Linked DNA regions of Homo sapiens: region 2 is linked to region 1. The links are chromatin loops, found by intact Hi-C in ENCODE. Cell type or tissue: GM12878. All regions are shown on one strand. Links, peaks and the distances in the headings refer to the core of each region. The heading gives the core; the rest is flanking DNA.

Region 1 (2,821 bases), core at 154-2,653:
AATAAAAAGAAAGAAAGAAAAAAAGATGTACAAATACACAGACCTATGCATATATGTGTAGGCATTCATATTAAACATTAAGATAAAATAATTCTAAAAACATGTCCTGAAGAATCAAAATTAATGATGAACTAAATATAAATTATTAGAGTAATTCATAATTGATTTTGGTTATTTTTAATTGTTTACATGTTGTGATTTTACACAAAATATTAGTCATTTATCCTGATAAAACAGGTCAAAATGTTATATCAAGAGTTTATTTACTTTGTATTACTAATAATATAAAATGTTCCACATATTTTTAGCCATGTTTTACTTATCTGTGAAATGTGTTTATTAATTTTTCATTTTAATATGTCACCTTTATCTTTCTAATTTCCTGGATTTAATTCCACTACAGCTGAATGCATTTTAATAATTATTGTAATCACATTTACATTTTTTATTTGAATTTTCATATATATTTTATTAGGATTTTAATATCAATATAAATATTTTCCTACCATTGTCTATTTTCTATTTTTATGATATAAAATTAACATAAAAATGCTTAGATTTTCAATGTACAGCTTGAGGGCTTCTGACAAATGTGCGCACAAATAAGAATTATTTGCTTACTTTTTAGTGTATACTGAGGAGTGGGATTGCTGGGTAAAATGATATCTCTGTTTTAAGTTCTTTAAGAAATCTCCAGTCTGCTTTCCAAAGGGGCAAGATTAACTTATATTCTTCTCATCAGGGTATAAGTGTTCTCTTTTCTCCAGAGTCCCACCAGCATTCATTGTTTTTTGACTTTTTCGTGATAGCCATTCTGAGTGGTGTGTTGCTGCACACCTACAATCATCTCATATTTGATAAGGCTGATGAAAACAAGCAATAAGGAAGGGACTCCCTGTTCAATAAATGGTGCTGGGACAACTGGCTAGCCATGTGATGAAGATTGAAGCTGGACGTCTACTTTCAACATACATAAAATTAACTCAAAATTGATGAAAGACTTAAATGTAAGACCTCAAACCATAAAAATCCTTGAAGACAACCTAGGAAATACTCTTCTCGACCCCAACTTTGACGAATAATTTTTGGCTGAGTATCCAAAAGCAAATTCAACCAAAACACAAATAGATGAGTGGGACCTAATTAACTAAGGAGTTTCTGCACAGCAAACCCGCCAGGAGATAGATGCTCAGGACACCAGAGAGAACTCAGTTAAACCAGGGGGCGCTCAGAACAGCAGAGTGTGCTCAGGACACCAGGGGGCGCTCAGAACCACCAGCAGGAGCTCAGAACAGCAGAGTGTGCTCAGGACACCAGGGGGCGCTCAGAACCACCAGCAGGAGCTCAGAACAGCAGAGTGTGCTCAGGACACCAGGGGGCGCTCAGAACCACCAGCGGGCGCTCAGAACAGCAGAGTGTGCTCAGGACACCAGGGGGCGCTCAGAACCACCAGTGGGCGCTCAGAACAGCAGAGTGTGCTCAGGACACCAGGGGGCGCTCAGAACCACCAGCGGGCGCTCAGAACAGCAGAGTGTGCTCAGGACACCAGGGGGCGCTCAGAACCACCAGCGGGCGCTCAGAACCACCAGGGGGCGCTCAGGACGGCAGGGGTCGCTCAGACACCACGGTTCCCTTAGGAGGCAGCTCCACATTAGGTCCCTGGGCAGGGTGGGGTTTCCTTTTTGAACTTGCTATTTTTTGACCTTGTAAAGCAAAGGTCTTCCCCAGGATCTCTTAGTATTTCTTCCTTGTAACTCATGTCTTGTCTTGTTTTGTTTTTGTTTTTGTTTTTTGTTTTTGGTCATCTACAAAAACTTAAACTTAGAACAGTTGATTCAGAAAGGCAGGAAAGCAGGCATTCCTCTAAGTCTCCCCTGAGACAAATACATATATGATTTCTTCCTCCCCACTATAATTTATGTAAAAATGAAGATTCACTGAGTCAGACTAAATTGTGTATTCAGTGGAAGGATAATAAATGACACAAAAGAATGCAACCTATTGTCTCTTATCTTCTTCTAACCTGCAAGCCCCCATTTTCATTTGTCCTGGCTTACAGGAAAAAAAAATGTACATTTCACATGTATTGACTGATGTCTCATGTCTCTGTAAAATGTATAAAAGCAAGCTGTACTTCAATCACCTTGTGCACATGTCTCAGGACTTCCTGAGGCTGGTTATGGTTGGGTTCTTAACTTTGGCAAAACAAATGTATTAGTCTGTTCTCCTGCTGCTGATAAAAACATAATCAAGACTGGGTAACGTATAAAGGAAAGAGTTTTAATTGACTCACATTTCCACGTGGCTGGGGACACTTCGCAATCATGTCAGAAAAGGAAGGGACATCTTACATGGTGGAAGACTAGAGAGAGCTTGTGCAGATGAATTCCCCTTTAGAAAACCATCAGATCTAATGAAACTTATTCACTATCATGAGTTCATCATGGGAAAGACCTGCCCCTATGATTCAATTACTTCTCACTGGGTTCTTCCAATGACACATGGGAAATGTGGGACTACAATTCAAAATGAGTTTTGGATGGGGACACAGACAAACCATATTAATAAACTTCCTAAATTGACTGAGACCTGTCTCAGATATTTGTTGTTTATCCTACTCATGTACAGCCTTCAGAGTTCCAAAGCCTATATCAGTTTTCCAGGATTGTTTCCCCTTTTTGTTGGTTATTTCCTCCTTTATTTTCTATGTTTAGTTCCCTTTTTCTCCCACTATTTTTTCATCATTGGGATGTGAGACTTCACAACATTTGAAAGGTAGGTAACAATGAGCTATCTTAACAACATGGGACCTGTTTATCTA
Region 2 (2,821 bases), core at 296-2,795, 50 kb after region 1:
ACTAGAGGTTATACACACTAGTGGCACTACCTTTGGCAAAGGGTGTTCAGGGGTTTCTGAAAGTTCTGATAATTTTAATTTTAAAATTGAATTTACTATGTATTTCTTCATCAACCTTTCCAGAAGATTTTTGGCAGTAAGAACAGCCTAGTATTGGAGTAATACTGATGAATTAGAGAGTTATTTTGTAATTATTCTCCTGAGATTTGCATGAATCAATTGATATAGAAGTTCGTATGTCCCAAGTTGAAACATCAGAATCAAGAAGGCTTCATCACCCTTAATGGCTGTGGTTTTTGGCAAGGCAGTACTTCAATTCAGCCAGAAAGAGAGACAACAATAAAACTTTCAAATGCAGGGGAGTCTGACCTCAGTCTCTCTCTTATAAAGGCAAAGGCAAAGCTGTGCCACATCAAGATTTTTCTTCAAGCCTTCAGAGTCAACATTGGGAATGGAAAAGCCAATCACTTTGTCCTTAGAGAAGGCGAAGATCTGAGAGGAATGCAGAGTTGTGTTCATGAAGGTGATGACATTGTTATTTCTTCTCCTTTGCCCAGTGACTGCTTTCAAGTTGAGTGTTTCAGATGTCAGACCTGACTTATAGGGATGGTTGTGACTGCACGTGACTGACAGGGACTGAGACTCTATATCTCTAAGTGTCCTGTCCTAGGAGCAGCTACAGGAGTCAGCCCTAGACTGGAAGTGCCCTCACTGACCCTCTGCCTCACCTGTGCAGCCTCTGGCCAGTTGAAGAAAGTTTTATCCCTGGAACATCTTTTGTCAAAACCACTCCAACTAGTATTCATGACCTATGGTCCACACCCTCAAGTACACAGACATGATCATGCTATGACTTGGTGTCTAGAAGATCCCTGCACTTTTAATTTTACCTCTAATATTAGACTCCACTTTATCACATGCGGACACAGCAGAATATTTTAAGACTTTGATATGTTATGCTGAAAAATTCAATAGTTCATAAAAGTCTACTTCCCATCACTGCCAGTGTTTACTACTGAGTAAGGATCTGCCATCCCCTAGGGAGGAACTATAATGGATGGTGTGCCCTGTTAGTGGTTATGGGAATGAATCCATCTTGTGGCAAATGGCAGCATCTTCTTGTTTTGCAAGATTAAATAGTTTTCTATGGTGTATAAATACAACATTGTCTTTATCCATTTGTCTATCTACTGACACTCAGATTGTTTCCATATATTGGCTAAGATTAATAGTGTTTCAATAAACATAGGATTCAACTATCTTAACAAGGTGGTAATTTCATCTGCTTTGGGTATATTTCTAAAAGCAGAATTTCTGGTCATATAACATTTCCAGTTTTAATTCATTTGGTGCCTTTATATTGCTTTCCATAATTGTGAAAATATAGAGTGGTATAGCCATTATGAAAAACAGTTTCAGTTTTGAGGTATGATCCATAAACAAATAATGTTTGATTATGGCTCTCCATGAGAATTTCTAATAAATATGATAGAAGTCAAGAAAGCGTCTCACATTAAAGCAAGGATTAATTTTATCCCTTACTCCCTCAAAAGCAAAAGATTGGAAGCATGCATGATGGAGGCTGTTAGCAGGGTTCAGAATGATATCATAAAAGGAAACTCAGTTGGATAAAAATGTTGGGCTTTCAGTCATAGGTATGTCGATACTCAATATGAAACCGCGAAGTCAAATGAGGATCTAGAATGTGTTCACTTGAAGCAACAGCACATTCTCAAACGCACCTATTGCTGCATCACAAGGGTGATGAACTTTTGAAACAAGTAAAGTGTGAGTGCACAGTAAGTGATAAAGTTATCACCTTTACATGAAGTTTGTTCAATATGCCAAAGGCTTTTACAGATTAATCATACACAAATATACACAATGTATTTTTGCATACACAGATGTCTAGAGGATGATTCTTTTAGGGAAAATTCTTCAGGTCACAGAAATCTGTGTAAGTTGGAGGTCCCATGAAAAAGTATCTCTTTATAAATACTGTTCTATTGCTCAATTAGGGAAAATGATCTCTGTTGGAGAAAGCTTCCAATTTTGCAGATTTCTTCATTGCTTCTTGAGTTGTAAGACATGAACCAAAAAATTGACTGGAGTTTTTTGGAGTTTCATGGCTGGAGTTTCATGGCTGTGTTGTTAAAAATTTCTTATACGGTTTCTTTCAATTATTTGAGATCAGTTTTTCTGATTTTTTTCTCCAGTAGATAAATTTTCACAAGATCTCAGGAAACCATGTCTCTGGTGCTTTAGTTTGAAAAACTAACTTCCTAGGTAAAGAAGCTTCTGTCTAACCATGATGAGCTCATTTCTTCTGCATACCATGAAGTTTGAGACCCCATTGTCCAGAATCATGAAAATTTTACACTCCAGTTTACTGAAAATCTTGACTTTGAATTTAATATTGATTGGCATTGACAAAAATGGTTCATTCTTGGATGTGTCCTAAGTTGCTCACCCAACATATCAGTGGACTGAGAATCTTCCATTAGCTCCCTCTGTCCATAGCACTGAGTCTATTGACAATCTTTGCAGTCCTCTATGAAGGAGAGTCCTGAGGTTCATCAGATTCTTGTAGACACTCAGATGAACCAAAGGAATTAACGGAATTGAGGACTGCCAGCCATTTCCACAACACTAGGAATAATTACCATCTAAGTGTAAAGGTCTACATCATTCAGAATACCCTGCATGACAGGCTGATGCAAAAAAAAATCCAACCCTGCAGAGGCTTCACAGCAACCCTCACAGTTCCTTCAGGGAAGAAATAATCTCCAAGTTCAGTGAGTCAGTAAAGCTGTTCTGAGCT

Evidence for each region. Hi-C counts contacts between places; a loop is a spot of excess contacts. Peaks named below come from ENCODE experiments on the same cell type or tissue, not always from the same donor. Only the 100,000 strongest peaks of a DNase experiment are listed, where the experiment ranks them.
Region 2: it touches region 1 in a loop (12-fold over the local background); 1 of 110 quality-filtered maps calls a loop at or near these places.

Annotation. Positions count from the first base shown.
Region 1 is chr14:106,662,694-106,665,514 of GRCh38, reverse strand. The region is part of intron 1 of LOC102724977 (a long non-coding RNA gene); the gene reads right to left. It also overlaps IGH. Among named protein-coding and RNA genes, the nearest start is that of LINC00221, 180 kb to the right of the region's middle. In GM12878, for the core only: CTCF peaks have their summits at 1,202 and 1,603 (motif pointing right); DNase peaks (open chromatin) are centred at 1,186 and 1,594.
Region 2 is chr14:106,612,345-106,615,165 of GRCh38, reverse strand. It overlaps IGH. Among named protein-coding and RNA genes, the nearest start is that of LINC00221, 130 kb to the right of the region's middle. In GM12878, for the core only: no CTCF peak of the experiment used is centred there; a DNase peak (open chromatin) is centred at 1,705.